2 separate regions of the Homo sapiens genome follow, and region 1 is linked to region 2. A link is a loop called in an ENCODE intact Hi-C map of the cell type or tissue named here. Cell type or tissue: A673. All regions are shown on one strand. Each heading gives the region's core, and the rest is flanking DNA. Links, peaks and the distances in the headings are about the cores only. Region 1 has its middle 6.4 kb from the start of FOXB2. Region 2 has its middle 78 kb from the start of VPS13A.

Region 1 (8,621 bases), core at 260-8,259, 73 kb before region 2:
CAATTAGTTTGTACAAAAGAGAATGGCAGCAGCTTAAAGGGTAAAGCCCCAAATTCCAAAAGTTGGGAAACACAACCAAAGGGAGACAATACAGGCGACTTTCCACCTGCAACTTGTTTGGGTATCAGTCGGATGAGAGCCCAAGAATAATGTGAATTCCCACGATCCTTTCTATTTGGAATTTTAAGGAAACAAATCACTTGTATAGCGGGATTTTGTTTCCCTAACTTACGAATGCAGGAAAAACTCGGCACATCACTCGACAATATTGCTCTTAACGCTTGCAGAAACGTTCCATGGCTGTTCCCTTCCAGTCTCCTCGGACGGAAGCAAGGGGACCACCCAGTCACCTTTGCACGCTGCGGCTGTTTTTGTATTCCGTGTGCTGTTTGAGCGCTTATGTCTTTCAGGCGAATTAATTCTTCAGTTTCAATTCGTGAATGGGAAAGAAACTTGCCTTGTCGCTCTTGCCCTTCCCCCCTCTTGAGCCCCAGGGAATAGCACTTTACTCGCGACACAATTTTGGGAATGGAGGGGGGCAGAGTGGGGAGAAATCCGCTTTGCCCTTTGGCTCTAAGTCACCTCCGCCTCTTGTCCGCGCCGCGTTCGGGTTGTGACTTTGTTTATGTCTGCTGGTGTTGTACGCGGTGTTCTCTATTAAAGCTTCTCTCTGGATATCTATGCTAGCCCCGTGTGAAGGTGTTTCAGTTCTCCAAGGATGAGGCCGTGGTTTGAGTGCCCACAGTTAGGTTAGGGTACTTTGCAAATCCTTCCCCTCCCTCTTATTTCTTAACTTCAGAACTTCAAAGGGGTGAGTACACGGGCGAGCCACCAGTAAGCACCGATTTCCTTCATTGCTCCTTTCAGCCTTTGGCACAATCATCTCTTTTACTATCTATTATTATTAGTAGTAGTATTTTAGAGACAAGATCCCACTATGTTTACCAGGCTGGTCTCGAACTTCCGATCTCAAACAATCGTCCCATCTGGGCCTCCCAAAGTGCTAGGATTACAGGCGTGAGCCATCACGCCCGGCCACCACCTATTTTTAATATGTCCGTTTCCTAATTGAACTTAAGTCCACCACCATGGTAGAGACTGAATTAGCAAAAACCCGCAACAGTGCGTTTTTCCTGTCACCACTATCCGTCACCTCTCTCCCATTTTGAGGTCCTCGACTACCATCTAAGGCCAGGAACTCGGTGTCAGCGGGGTGGGTGCCCGACGGCGCCCCCTTAAGTCTGCGGTCCTGGACGGAGGCAGCCGGGTTGGCGCCGGGACACTGCCGCTGCCGCATCAACTAGGCAAGCGCGCCCAGCCACCGCCGCCTAGAAGACCTGTTGCGCGCCGACACCGCGCCTCGCGGGAGGCCACAGCCTGGGGCCTGGGACCGCAGAGTTCTTGGTGGGTGAAAGCCGGCGGCCAAGCTGCTCGAGCTGCGGGAAGGGAACCCTTGGGCAGCGGCTGCTGCAGAGCTGCTCTGGGAGTGGGCCAGGAGGCCCCGGCAGGGTGCGGCGCCTCCGCTGGGGCCTGGGAAGCCGCGTCCCGGCCTCCGCCCTCCACCCTTTAGCACAGGTCTACTTTGAACCAGCTTCCGTGTGCCCAGCCAGGCCAACGAAAGTCACCTCTGACCTTTCATCAGAATAAAATAAAAAGCCAAAAGACCACCCATGCACAGAATGACAATGGCAGGGGCAGGAATGGGGAGGAAGTTAGGTTACATCTTAAAACTAGGTGTTTCAACGAATCCCTTATTTACAAATCCCATTGCGGCGTGCCTCAAAGTTTTGACTTCGCCTGGGAGACATTTCTTAGGCCAGAAGTTTTGTTTTGGGGGCTCAAACAATTCGGGAGTATATCCCATTCTTCCAGCTTGAGACTGCCACGTTTCCTGTGAGGTTTTCCTCTCTGTTATTCTGGGACTATTGAAAGAGAAAAGAAAGAAGGCGGAGGGGACCCTGACACGGGAGTTATAAATCTGGGGGAACTTTGGGGTCTGGCTTCCTTGTCCATCTCCAGGTGATCTGAAGCCCCGGCCCCAACCTAGTTTAGCAGCAGCGAGTTACCCGGCCAGAAGAAGGGCCTGGGATCCCAGGGGTTTCTTCAAAGCACCTCCTCTCTCTTTCTCACCTGCCTGAAAGGCCCAGTGTGCTTTTTAGGGGTGCCCTCGGTCCTGCTTTCAGGAGAGAGGTGAGGCCCAAAGCGACCTGCGGCGCCGGGTGGGCTGGCTCAAGGGTCAGCCTCTCCAGAAAGAGAGGAAGCTGTGGGCCATGAAGCTTCCCGGCACCCAGCCCCTGCCGTGGAACCCCCTCCTGCATCAGTGAGGTAAACACAGTGGTTTGGTTTGGTTTTCACAGTAAGGAGAAGGAGAGAAAGAGCAGAGATGAGGAGGCACAGTTTTCATCCAGAAGGGAACCTTGGTTCACAAAGGAAGCTGTGAACGAAGTGGAGACTGGAGAAGGTGGGGGGGGTTCGTGTAAATAAACAAGGGGGCGGGGCTTTTCTGCCAAGGCCCTGATCCCAAGGGAGACCCCAATTAAGGCCCTGGACACCGCCCTGAAGACCCTTCTTCATTAAGATGGCGCCTGGGTTCCTTGAACCCTAACTGTATTGTGAGGGCTTCATCCCCAGTAGCACCTACTACCGGCGTTGCCAAGCCGGGAACCTAGCAAGGAATAGTCTTGACAGGCCTTTGGGATACCAGGACTGGGAGACCCCCCAGGCCCAGGCTCACTGCTGTCACCAGAATCATATCTATATATCCAAGTGCCAAAACACATCCACTCAAAGACATCCGGGCCGAGTTTGGTGCTTATTTTAAATATGCTAATAGGGGTCCAACCATTGACAAAGTATTGGTTTGGCAATAATGGAAGTTTATAGAGAACCACTAAAACCTGTATAAGAGGAATAATAAATTAATGATGATATTTTGGTAACCCTCTCAACATGAAGTCATGCTCCTAGTTTCCAGGATGATAGAAAAGGCTGTAGTTGTTTAGCCTGTATCCCACTTAAGTGAACCCTGAGAAAGACGAAGAGAAGCAATGAGGAAGGAGGGTGGTGTTGATATTCTTAAAATAAAAGTAGAAAGAAAACAACTTGGAATGAACCACTTGATTATATTTTGGAGGGAAGTTGAGAACAGAGTTAAGGGCCAAGGTTAGGATGAAGCTACGTTAGCTATCATCCCAAGGAGAACAGGCCTTCCCATAAGGGCCGGGACTGGCACAGTTGGCATCTGGCACTTAGGAAGCCTGTCAGAAAGGCTGGCTTGTGGTCAATTATCTCCTTAAGTAGACTGGCATTAGTCCAGCCAGGGAGGAGGACTAGTTGCATCCATAGGAATCAGAGCCAGTTAGCTGGAAGTGGCACTGCTGAATTCCAAGCATCTTTGCATTGAGCAGTTTAGAAGGCTGATCAACACATCTCCTCCTGGGATTCAAAGGTGACATTTGCCTGCTTGGCACTAGTACAGGAAGACTCCAGCTGAGTGTGGAAATAGAGTGCCTTAGGAGAAGCAACACTGATCATTAAAGCCACTGATTCTCCTCAAATTCCATTCATCTGACAAAATTGCCATTTTCATTCCATTTCATTCCAATGCCATTTCATTTTTCATTGTATCTAACTATGAAATGGGAAGAAAGGATAGCCTGGGGACATGTTCAGGCTTGGATGATGTGGCAAGGACTTGAAGAGGTATTTGTGTTAACCAGATTGTGTGTCTGTGAGTCTGTGTGGGAGTGCAAGAGCAGGGTGGAGTTAGCGTTGAAAATGGAAAACTAAAGAAATAGTTGCAAAAGCCAGGGATAAGCTAACCTCTTTTGGGTTTAAAGGCAGAGTGAGGATCCAAGTGTAGCTGGGAAGACCTTGAATTCCAGAGGACAAAAACAATTTCTTCAAGTCCAGCATTCCCCATTTTGCTCATTCGAAGTATTTACATTAACTTTATCTTACAAAGTTGAAAAGCTACCTTATATCCTTTGGGGGAGATTAAAGAGATCTGCTTGGGATTTTAATTCAGTCTTAAACCATTGTTTAAATGGTATGAGTCTGGCAAAACTTCAGCTATACTCTGTCCCAAGCACTTTTCCCCTTTAACTATTCCCTGTGTGTTTTAAGGAAAATTCAAGCCACATGTTTCTCTTTCCCCCTTGCATCCAAATGTAGTTTTATTGAATTTTAGCACAGTCCACGAAATTCAAATTCTGAGTTTTAAGCCATAATATATTCATATGATCTATACTCAGTCACATGATAAGCACATATATTATTAAGCAGAAAATAAAGCATCTGAGAACTACAGTTATATGATTATAGTAACATTTCTTTAGACTGAAGAGCCACACTGGATGCCACATTAAAAAGGATGTTATAAAATTATCAAACACTTTTTAAAAGCTAACATAGTGATTCATGAAAACATTTTAAAAGAATATTGGAAGGAGGTTCTTTTTGTATTTAATTTAATCCAAACAGTTCTTTCCTGACACAAGGAACAGTGTCTTTTGTATACCTGAGACATCCAAGCTTTGCTCATAAGTCACTGACCTCATAACTGCAGCATCATTTTTAAAAGGAGTTAAAATTTGCTATCCGATCTGAGACACTGCCAGTCTTGTCAACACCTTCCTGGACAACATGTTTCTACTGTTACTGCAGAAGGATACCTGGGAAGAAAGGAGCTAGGGAGCTGAGGTCCAGGACCAGCTAAACTAGATTTATTCCAGAAAGGTTTCACAAAGCTGAAACACACAGATTTAAAAAGGAAGGAAAGAGGGAAGGAGGGAGAGGCAGAAATGTGCCTCCAATACTAACCAAGCAAAAATAAAATTAAATTACAATTTCCTTTTTCTTTTTTTTTTTTTTTGAGACATAGTCTTGCTCTGTCGCCCAGGCTGGAGTACAGCGGCGCAATCTTGGTTAACTGCAAGCTCCACCTCCCGGGTTCACGCCATTCTCCTGCCTCAGCCTCCCAAGTAGCTAGGACTACAGGTGCCCACCACCATGCCCGGCTAATTTTTCTGTATTTTTAGTAGAGACAGGGTTTCACCGTGTTAGCCAGGATGGTCTCGATTTCCTGACCTTGTGATCCTCCCTCCTTGGCCTCCCAAAGTGCTGGGATTACAGGTGTGAGCCACCGCACCTGGCCTAAATTTCAATTTTCTAACCTAATGCCATTGTTTTGGTTTTCTCTCAGGAAGCTATAGATCAATTATTTCAATGTATATTACTATATCTATGACACTAAAGAGAGTAAACTATGTAACTCTCAGCCTCATTTATTGCCTAAAAAGATGAGGCTTTAGTCTGCCTGCGAATTCCTCAGGATGAGGATTCTGTGACATTAACTTTGTTGTAATTTATTTTATAGGAATTAACCTAAATCCCCATAGGGAAATGTTTAAATAAATTATGCTATTTGCATACTATGGAATATCATGCAGTCATTATAAGTAATGTTTATGAAAATTTACTTCTAGTAGAAAATGATTATGAAAAAAAAAAAAAAGACCAGGCACAGTGGCTCACACCTGTAATCCCAGCACTTTGGGAGGCCGAAGCAGGCGGATCACCAGGTCAGGAGATCAAGGCCATCCTGACCAATATGGTGAAACCCTGTCACTACTAAAATACAAAAAAATTAGCCAGGCATGGTGGCACACACCTGTAGTCTCAGCTACTCAGGAAGCTGAGGCAGGGGAATCACTTGAACCCAGGAGGCAGAGGTTGCAGTGAGCCAAGATAGTGCCACTGCACTCCAGCCTGGTGACAGAGCAAGACTCCATTAAAAAAAAAAAAAAAAGATTATGAAATCCTATTGAGGAAAAACTATTTAATAGATGCAGTACGGTCTCAACCCTGTAACATACATTGAAAAGATACTAAAGAGCACTATACCAAATATTAACAGTAATGTCTTTAGGTTGGTGAAATGTCATTTTTTATGTGTGTTTTCCATATGTTCTAGGTTGTTTTAGATTATCTGCACCAATTAGGTTTTATTTTAATAATTAGGAAAATAATTACTCAAAAATATATTCAGCCAATATAACTGGCATTTTAACAAAATGTGGATCTTTTGTTAAGTTTTTAATTTTAATTTTTTTTTTTGAGACAGAATCTCACTCTGTTGCCTAGGCTGGAGTGCAGTGGCACGATCTCGGCTCACTGCAACCTCTGCCTCCTGGGTTCAAGCAATTCTCCTGCTTCAGCCTCCCAAGTAGCTGGGATTACAGGTGCCCACCACCACACCTGGCTAATTTTTGTATTTTAGTAGAGACGGGGTTTCACCATGTTGGCCAGGCTGGTCTTGAACTCCTGACCTCAGATGATCCACCCACCTCGGCCTCCCAAAATGCTGGGATTACAGGCGTGAGCCACTTCACCCAGCAGATCATTTTAAAATAGTAGTTTAAGTCTAGGGGGATGGGTGAAGAGCTGACTGATTGAAATATAAAACCAAACAGCAGCAAAGACACATGGAACCCTGCACAGCTTGCTATCTTCCCGCTGTGCCTTGCACCACAGCCCCCATTGCAGCCAGCCCTTCAGGAAGAAAATGAGGCTACCGCTTTACTTCAGGAATTTTCTGAGAATCACTGTGCCATAGAGCTGGAAAGAAGAAATGTTAAGGGGTTAAAATCGAGCTCCAGGAGAGAAAGACCAATTTTGCCTGTCCTTTGTTTTTGCTCTGTCCAGGTCCCCAGCCAATTGGATGGTGCCCACCCACACTGAGGGTGGTCTTCCCCACTTAATCTACTCAGATTCACATGCCAATCTCCTCTGGAGACACCCTCACAGACACACCCTAAAATAATGCTTTAGCAAGTCTCTCGGTATTTATCCCCTAATCCACTCAAGTAGACACCTAAAATTAACTATCACAGCACAGAACTTCTCAAAGTGTGGTCTGGGTTCCAGCAACATCAGCCTCACCTGAGCGCTTGCTAGAAGGGCACACAGTCTCAGGCACCACTTGACATCTGCTGAGTCAGAGTCTTTGCTGGTGAGGCCCCAAAATGGCTTGGGGGCTTGCTGAAGAGTAAAATTCACGTCATTGTATTACTTCTTCTACTGGCTTCCTCTCTTTTCACCTTTTGTGTTTCATGAATTTTTAGTAGCCTTAAACCCTTTTTGAAATTAAGAAGATAATTGACACAAAGTTCTACATTCTACCAGGTTAGGCATTTCCTTGCAAATGAAAAATAATATACAGTTTTCCAAAATAGTACTGTACTTTTTATTAATTCTAGCTGGCAACTCTTTTTGTGGAATGGCAAGGTTTTCAAGGGGAAAAGTTTTAGATACTAGTTCTATTACTTTGATTAAACCTGTATTGTGTCTTCCCTATCTATGCCAAAATTGTTTTTTTTTTTTTTTAATTCAAAAAACCTACAGCTACTCACGATTATTGCATGTTTCAGAAGGGTGAACATCTCCCAACTTTTATGCCAGAAGCCTGATAACTTATTGAAAATGGTCACAGATAATTGAGATGTAGATTTTCAAGTAAGTTTCAATGGAGAACTAAAACTGTTGAAATTATAAGACTGAATTTCTAACCCAAAGGAAAAAGAGAATCCAAGTAAAACTAAATATATCCTGCTTTGGACAGGCGCAGTGGCTCACATCTGTAATCCCAGCACTTTGGGAGGCCAAGGTGGGCAGATCACCTGAGGTCAGGAGTTCGAGACCAGCCTGGCCAACATGGTAAAACCCCATCTCTACTAAAAATACAAAAATTAGCTGGGTGTGGTGGTGGGTGCCTGTAATCTCAGCTACTTGAGAGGCTGAGGCAGGAGAATCACTTGAATCCGTGAGGCAGAGGTTGCAGTGAGCTGAAACTGTGCCATTGTACTCCAGCCTGGGCAACAAGAACAAAACCCCATCTCAAAAAAAAAATTAAAAAAAAAATGAAAAATCCTGCTTTACTAGCTTGAAATACAAAATAGATCTTCTTTCTTTCTTTCTTTCTCTCTTTCTTTTTCTTTTCTATTTTTTTTTTTTTTTTTTTGACGGAGTTTCACTCTTGTTGCCCAGGCTGGAGTGCAATGGCGTGCTCTCAGCTCACTGCAATCTCCGCCTCCCCGGTTCAAGCAACTCTCCTGCCTCAGCCTCCAGAGTAGCTGGGATTATAGGCCTGTGCCACCACACCCTTCCAATTTTGTATTTCTAGTAGAGACGGGGTTTCTCCATGTTGGTCAGTCTGGTCTCCAACCCCCAACCTCAGGTGATCTGCCTGTCTCAGCCTCCCTAAGTGCTGGGATTACAGGTGTGAGCCATGGAGCCCGGCCTGATGATATTTCTTTAATATACAAAAAAGTTGCTTTCTCATTCCAGTTACTCCTAGAAATGTATTCCTTGTCAGAGAACTCCAGAGGCCGACTCAGACCTAGTTATGCCCACCTCTTAAAGAAAAATTGAGGTCTATTAGATCTAGTAACATTGCCTTTCAAATTTTAAGTGCATATGAATCATCTGGAGAGGTTTTAAAACACAGTGTTTTGGGCCCCACCTTCAAAGACTCTGACTCAGCAGATGTGGAGTGGTGCCTGAGACTGTGCCCTTCTAGCAAGCACTCAGGTGAGGCTGATGTTACTGGAAGCCAGACCACA
Region 2 (8,621 bases), core at 465-8,464:
TTGGCCAGGATGGTCTCAATCTCTTGACCTTGTGATCTGCCCACCTAGGCCTCCTAAAGTGCTGGGATTATAGGCACGAGCCACTGCGCCTGGCCATTTATTTTTTTGAAACAGGGTCTCACTCTGTAGCCCAGACTGGAATGCAGTGATCATGGCTCACTGCAGCCTCAACTTCCCGGGCTCAAGTGATCCTCCCACCTCAGCCTCCCAAGTAGCTGGGACCACAAGTGTGTGCCACCATGCCTGGCTAATTTTTTATTTGTATTTTTTAGAGATGGCATATCCTTATGTTGCCCAGGCTGATCTCCAACATTTAGGTTCAAGTAATCCTCCCACTTCAGCCTCCCAAAGTGCTGGGATTATAGGTATGAGCCATCATATCTGGTCAAAGTTGTTTCAGAAACAACAATCCTATCTCAAGCAAGAAAGATTCAGCCATAATTGTTTGTTTGTTTTAAAAAATTAACTTTGACCTGTGAGAGAAAAGTGTAAAATTAAAGGCAATTTCTAATAGACTCAACAGTCACTCTGCAGAAATAATCAGTTCCTTGCTGACTGAGGTAAGAAGAGGCTTCCCCACTCTTGTAGGCAAAGATGAGCCACAATCAGGTTCTAGGTAATCTAGACCTCTCCACTTCATGTTTCTTCCAGGAGCCAGAAGATAGGTCGCATGTTTTAAACGTAGGATGTCGGCAAACATCCAGCCTGTCTTTCCTCACGCTCTTCATCTGCTGATTGGGATCACTAGTGTATTAACCCTATTGCCTTCAGTTGCCTAGGAGAGCAATATACGATGGCTATTCATTCAACAAATGTCCTAAAATCCCAAAGTATAGGAATTCTTAGAAAATGTATGATATCAATATAAGTATGTATAGGCCAGTCATGGTGGTTTATGCCTGTAATCCCAGCACTTTGGGAGGCCGAGGTGGGTGGATCACTTGAGGTCAGGAGTTCGAGACCAGCCTGGCCAACATGGTGAAACTCTCTACAAAATATAGAAAAATTAGTCGGGCGTGGTGACGTGTGCCTGTAATCCCAGCTACTTGGAAGACTGAGGCATGAAAATTGCTTGAACTCGGGATGGGGAGGTTGCCGTGAGCCGAGATTGCGCCACTGCACTCCAGCCTAGGCAACAGAGTGAGACTCTGTCTCAAAAAAATAAAAATAAAAATAAATAAATAAAATATAATTACGTATAAATATAAAGTATAATCCTTTCACATACAGCTTAACAAGAAATTTTATTTAATGAAATACCATTAATTGTACTGTGACTAGCACAGAATATCAATTGTCTTGTTGAATATAGTGGACATAATTCCTAGCCTTTTTTCTTTAAAAGTGTAACATACTGGCCAGGCGCAGTGGCTCATGCCTGTAATCCCAGCACTTTGGAAGCCCAAGGCGGGCGGACCACAACATCAGGAGTTCTAGACCAGCCTGGTCAATATGGTGAAACCCCTGTCTCTACTAAAAGATACAAAAATTAGCCGAGCGTGGTGGTATGTGCCTGTAATCCCAGCTACTCGGGAGGCTGAGGCAGGAGAATCGCTTGAACCTGGGAGGTGGAGGTTCCAGTGAGCCGAGATCACACCACTGCACTGCAGCCTGGGCAACAGACAGAGACTATTCCATCTCAAAAAAAAAGAACATGCTGACAATACCTCTGGATGAGTAAATAAATTACTTTGTGCTAACATATTATGAAATAAATTAGAAAATATTATGATTGCATTACTTTCATCTTAACATCCAAGTGGTTCTTTGCCCTCAGAGCCAATATTTGATTTCACAAATAACCGCAAAATTGGAAAAAAAAGTAATATTATTACAATAAAGTTGTATGCAAGCATTACAAAATAAAGAGATTTTGCAACTGCTGGTTGCATTTTTCTGTCAGCTGCTCTACAAATTCAGGCTAAAAACACTTTAACTGCATTCAAGTTGGTTTTTGCAAACAAGCCTTTTAGGTTTAAAAGCTGTTCAACAGAATTGACCATCTTTGTAACTCTTCAGTTTCAAAATGCAAATAAATGGTCCTCTAGGTGCTCCCTATGTATTGTTACAAAATCTACATCCTTTTCACCCCTTTTATATCCCTTTTACGGCTATTAATTTTTAATTCTGGAGACACAGTCACTGTGTTTCTGGTTCTCTGGCGGGAGATAAATGTGATTTAGATCCTGTTTTATGTACGCTTGGGGTTGATGGTTCTGATTGTATCTATTTCCCAAGAGAAAAATTGCTGGTCCCCACAAGTCCTTCCTTGCTGGTCATAAAACAAATATTAAATAATGGCAATAAGCTATGAACCTTCTACAGTGCTCCAATGTTTAATTAAACGATTGCTGGTGAAAATAGCTAGTTATATAGAGAACTCACATGATTTACCTTATGTGTAGACCATACACATTTCTCGGGCCCTCAAGACCTCCTAATGCATGTACAGAATATCAACTATTATTTCTTGAGCCATATTTTTATAACTTACAGCCCTCTGGTATGTTGATGGGAGAACAGGGGCTACCCAAGTTGTGTTCTCTCAAAACTGGATTTCTGATTCCCAAACAGAACTGTTTTTTGACACTTAAAATAAACAAACCCTGTAAGTCTGTTACATTTAATATTTTATTCTCCACCCCTCCCCGCCCCCCCACCCCACCCCCACCCCACCCCCTCCCCTGGCTATTTAATGTGAGGTTTGTAGAGAAGTAAAAAGCTTTTAAAACTTCAGTTCTTCCTTTCATTACTTTTATCAAAGAATATACAGAAAAGAGCTGGAAGAGTTTTAAAATGCAAGCCTTGATGACATTCTGGAGCTCATCTAAGTATACTCTCTCTTTTCTTTTTTGAGACGGAGTCTCACTCTGTTGCCAGGCTGGAGCGCAATCTCGGCTCGCCGCCATCTCCGCCTCCCGCGTTCAATCGATTCTCCTGCCTCAGCCTCCTGAGTAGCTGGGACTATGGGCGCACGCCACCACGCCCAGCTAATTTTTGTATTTTTAGTAGAGATGGGGTTTCAGCATGTTGGCCAGGATGGTCTTGATCTCTTGACTTCATGATCTGCTCGCCTCAGCCTCCCAAAGCGTTAGGATTACAGGAGTGAGCCACTGCGCCCGGCCGTAAGTGTACTCTATCTTAATCACTTATAATTTTGTTTACAGGAGTATAATCCTCTCAGTGCTGTTATTGTCAGTCTTCCAGAGATTCTGCAAAGATTATTAGCTAAAGTGCATAGGATCTGTCCTAAAAGGCTCTAAGGAAAGATTTTAAAGTAGGCATTAGGATCAAATTACGTGTGTGCATGTGCATAACCACAGAGTGGGCTCCTCCCACCCACACACACACATATTAAGTCAAAATAGAGATACTTTCTATTTTTTGTGTATCTTTTTAAAATGGGTTTTGGGAACCCCTGCATGTGTCCCCCACTTATCTCAAATCCTCACAATTTATTTCTTCTCCCAAAATTATAAAAAAAATTTTTCTTTCTAGGGGCAAAAATGTTCCTAAACATTAATACATATTTAAGAAATAAGCCAGAGCTGAGTGATTTCACTTCACTGGGGATCGCTTTACTGATTGCTACAATGCTGTGGACTCATTTGGCTGATCCAAATATGCACTTAATTTCTGTCTATATAAATTATATGCCAATATGATTTATATCTGATTATATATAATTTATATAGATATAATTTATCTGTATATAATATCTCTCTATCTACATCTCTCTATATGTAATTTATATATAATTTATAGCTACACAACATAAACCAGATTGCGGTGATGAACATTCTCCAGAAGCAGAGGCATTTCAGGTAGATTCAAATAAATGATTTGCAAAGAATCATCAAAAATCGATCTTCTGTTCAGAGCTGCACTTCATTAAATAAATGTGGGATTCAGTCATAAAAAGAAAATAATATGCCTTGACTAGCTATGTTTCACCTTTTAAAAGAGAAAGAGAGAAAAGGAAGGAGTGAAAGAAGGAAAGAAGAGATTTTTTTAAAACTTTAAAATGTTGTGATAGGGTAGAAGAGAGTGGGATTAGGGAGTTGCGGGGTTGGGGGAGGATTGGTCCTGGCCATCTTATTTCCATTTACTGACTGTATTACCTTGGGAGAATCAGTTCATTTTTCTGAACATCAGTTTACTCCACAGAAAACAGGAATAATAATGCTCATCTTATAGGGAACAGAAAGATATTTACACATAAAAGCTTTGGAAACCATGAACTCACATAGGTTAATTCAACGTGTTAATTCAACTTCTGTTTCTATGTCATCCCCAGTGTGAGACAGGAAAAGCTTTATTTTCTCACTTTAGTTGGATTCTATTTGTGACACGATGGTTTAAAATCATGTCTTAAGGAGATGATGGCTTTGGGTATTAGTCAAGTCTACAGACTAGTGCTTTTCAAACTTCAGTGTCCACACAAATCACCGGGAGTCTTGTTAAAGTGCAGGTCTGAGGCGGAGCTTGAGATTCTGTGTGCCTAACCAGCTCCCAGGTAAGGCCAGGGCTTGAGAACCCTGCCTAGTTTTTGATAATATTAAGGGCTGCTTCACCACTTCCACATGCTGAGCACACATTATTTATTGGATCACAGCACAGAGTTGTAAGTGCTGCTGCTGATGTCATTCGAGTTTTCTTCATGGTGATAAATACGTCCTCTGGGAATGATTGCAGCCAACAGAGAGGACTGTAAACTGAATGACAGGATGAGGCAAGTAGGGGAGAGAGTGATCCATGGAAGAATCTGCTGCTTCTCCTCCTCTCTTGCCTGTCACTCATGATGAATGGCTCTATGCAGAAAGGTTGAACTCAACTGCAGTGGTGACTTGCAATTAAACTCCCCACGCATTCTTTACTATGTCTTTCATTGGCATACTGTCCATAATATGGACCATAATTACGGTCCATAATACATTTCATACCAAGGTGGAGACAAACCTTCATTTTGGTAGATTGTTACACACATAAGCATCTATCTCTCTTATTAGGGAATTTACTTTTATACCTTAAAGCAGAGGTTTTGGCTTCATAACATCAAGATGAAGCAATAATAAGAAATACAAATGACAAATTACAATGAATAGTACAGAGGCGAGCCATCTTCACTAAAAGCCACATAGACACCTTAGTCTCCACTTTTTAAAATCAAGCCATTCATCCAAGAAATATTTATTGATTCCCTACAGCATGCCAGGTATCATTCTGGGATCTAGGATAAAGGATTGAAAGAAATAACCTCTGCTCTGACAGAGCTTACAGTTTATACAAATAAGAAAATATACAACATACCAGGTAGGGATAAGTAAAGAAAAAAAAAAAGATAAAGCAAAGTAAGGAAGAAAGGAAAAGCAGATGTGGGAGTTTTATTTTACAAGAGGGGAAGATGATAGTGATAAGGGGGCAGGGAAGACTTAAAGAAAGTGAGATCAAGATACATGGATGAGCCCGCCTTGGCCTCCCAAAGTGCTGGGATTACAAGCGTGAGCCGCTGCACCCAGCCTACCCTTTCTTTAATCTCTAATTTTTGTTTTGTCAAGATGGAGTCTTGCTATGTTGCCCAAGCTTGTCTTGAATTCCTGGGCTCAAGCAATCCTCCCGTTGCATCCTCCCAAAGTGCTAGGATTAAATGCCAAGTACAATTACCCTTTTAAATATATGTTTTATTTTTTAAAAAAGTTTACCTAATTTGTATACAAATATTCTGATAATCTATTACATACATCTTTAAAAAAACTGTAATACTATTTATTTTAGAACATCTGTTAATGAGTGATATGATTTGATTCTGTGTCCCCACCCAAATCTCATGTCGAATTGTAATCCCCACACATTGGAGGAGAGTCCTGGTAAGAGGTGACTGAATCATGGGGGCAGACTACCCCCTTGCTGTTCTCATGATAGTGAATGAGTTCTCATGAGACCTGGTTGTTTTAAAAGTGTGTAATGCTTCCTCTTTCGCTCTCTCTTCCTCCTGCTCCAACCATGTAAGATGTGCTGGCTTCCCCTTCACCTTCTGTCATGATTGTAAGCTTCCTGAGGCCTCCTGGCCATGCCTCCTATATAGCCTGCAGAACTGTGAGTCTGCATAATAACCAGCTAACATCGTGATGACAGAATCAAATCCACACATATCAATACTAACTGTAAATGTAAATGGGGCAGGCACAGTGGCTCACGCTGGTAATCCCAACACTTTGGAAGCCCGAAGTGGGTGGATCACCTGAGGTCAGGAGTTTGAGAGCAGCCTGGTCAACATGGCAAAACCTCATTTCTACTAAAAATACAAAACTTAGCTGGGCATTGTGGTGGGTGCCTGTAATTCCAGCTACGTGGGAGGCTGAGGCAGGAGAATCGCTTGAACCTGAAAGGCAGAGGTTGCAGTGAGCCAAGATGGTGCCACTACACTCCAGCATGGGCTATACAGCGAGACTCTGTCTCAAAAATAAATAAATAAATGTAAATGGGCTACATGCCTCAATTAAAAGACATGGAGAGGCAAGCTGGATAAAGAACCAAGAACCAAGACATTGGTATACTGTCTTCAAGAGACCCATCTCACATGCAGCAACACACATAGGCTCAAAATAAAGGGATGGAGAAAAATCTACCAAGCAAATGGAAAACAGAAAAAAGCAGTGGTTGCAATCCTAGTTTCTGACAAAACAGACTTTAAACCACCAAAGATAAAAAAAGACAGAGAAAGGCATTATATAATGGTAAAGGGTTCAATTCAACAAGAAGATCTAACTATCTTAAATATATACATACCCAACACTGGAGCATACAGATTCATAAAGCAAGTTCTTAGAGACCTACAAAGAGACTTAGACTCCCACACAATAATAGTGGGAGACTTTAACACCCCACTGACAACATTAGCAGGTCATTGAGGTAGAAAATTAACAAAGATATTTAGGACCTGAACTCAGCTCTAGATCAAATGGACTTGATAGACAACTACAGAACTCTTCACCCCAAAACAACAGAATATACATTCTTCCCATTGCCACATGGCATATACTCTAAAATCAATCACATAATTGTAAGTAAAACGCTCCTCAGCAATTGCAAAAGAACTGAAATTATAACAGTCTCTAGGGTCACGGTGCAATCAAATTATAAATGAAGACTAAGAAATTCACTCAAAACCATACAATTACATGGAGATTGCATAATTACTCTTGAATGATTTTTGTGTATATAGTAAAATTAAGACAGAAATCAAGAAGTTCTTTGAAACTAATGAGAACAAAGATACAATATACAGAATCTCTGGGACACAGTTAAGGCAGTGTGAAGAGTGAATTTTATAGTACTAAATGCCCACATCAAAAAGTTAGAAAAATCTCAAGTTAACAACCTAACATGACAACTGAAAGAACTAGAAAACCAAGGGAAAACCAATCCCAAAGCTAGCAGGACAAGAAATAACCAAAACCAATACTGAACTGAAGGAGATTGAGACATGAAAAATCATTCAAAAGATCAATAAATCCAGGAGCTAGTTTTCTGAAAAAATTAGTAAAATAGACTGCTAGCTAGACTAACAAAGAAGAAGAAAGAGAAGATTCAAATAAACACAATCAGAAACAACAAGGGGAATATTACCACTGACCCCACAGAAATACAAACAACCATCAGATAATACTATGAACAACTCTACTCTATGCACATAAACTAGAAAATCTAGAAGAAATAGATAAATTCTTGGTCATATACACTCTCCCTAGAGTGAACCAGGAAGGAATTGAATCCCTGAACAGAACAATAATGAGCTCTGAAATTGAGGCAGTAATAAATAGCCTACCAACCAAAAAAAGGCCAGGACCAGATGGATTTACAGATAAATTCTACCAGATGTATGAAGAGCTGGTACCATTTCTACTGAAACTATTCCAGAAAGTTAAGGAGGAGAGAGTCCTCCCTAACCCATTCTACGAGGCCAGCATAATCCTGATACCAAAACCTGGCAGAGATACAACAATAAAAGAAAACTTTAGGCCAATATCCTTGATGAACATTAGTGCAAAAATCCTCAGCAAATACTGGGAAACTGAATCCAGTAGCACATCAAAAAGCTTATCCACCACGATCAAGTAGGCTTAATCCCTAGGATGCAAAGTTGGTTCAACATATGCAAATCAATAAATGTGACTCATCACAGAACTAAAGACAAAACCCACATGATTATCTCAGTAGATGCAGAAAAGGCTTTTGATAAAATTTAACTCCATTCATGTTAAAAACTCTCAATAAACTACGTATTGAAGGAACACACCTCAAAATAATAAGAGCCATATATGAGAAACCCACACCCAACATCATACTGAATGGGCAAAAGTTGGAAGCATTCCTCTTGAAAACCGGCACAAGATAAGGATGCCTTCTTTCACCACTCCTGTTCAACATAGTATTGGAAGTCCTGGCCAGGGCAATCAGGCAAAAGAAAGAAATAAAGGGCATCCAAATAGGAATTTCTATCCCTGTTTGCAGATGACATGATCCTGTATCTAGAAAACCCCTTAGTCTCAGCCCAAAAGCTTAAGCTGATAAGGAACTTCAGCACAGTCTCTGAATACAAAATCAATGTACAAAAATTG

The links. Peaks named below come from ENCODE experiments on the same cell type or tissue, not always from the same donor. Only the 100,000 strongest peaks of a DNase experiment are listed, where the experiment ranks them.
Region 1: a loop joins it to region 2, with 4 times the contacts of the local background. A loop is called at or near these places in 2 of 110 quality-filtered maps.

The regions. Positions count from the first base shown.
Region 1 is chr9:77,021,699-77,030,319 of GRCh38, forward strand. No RefSeq gene overlaps it. Among named protein-coding and RNA genes, the nearest start is that of FOXB2, 6.4 kb to the left of the region's middle. In A673, for the core only: no CTCF peak of the experiment used is centred there; no DNase peak of the experiment used is centred there; H3K27me3 peaks cover 6,843 bases.
Region 2 is chr9:77,094,924-77,103,544 of GRCh38, forward strand. No RefSeq gene overlaps it. Among named protein-coding and RNA genes, the nearest start is that of VPS13A, 78 kb to the right of the region's middle. In A673, for the core only: no CTCF peak of the experiment used is centred there; a DNase peak (open chromatin) is centred at 4,668; H3K27me3 peaks cover 1,022 bases.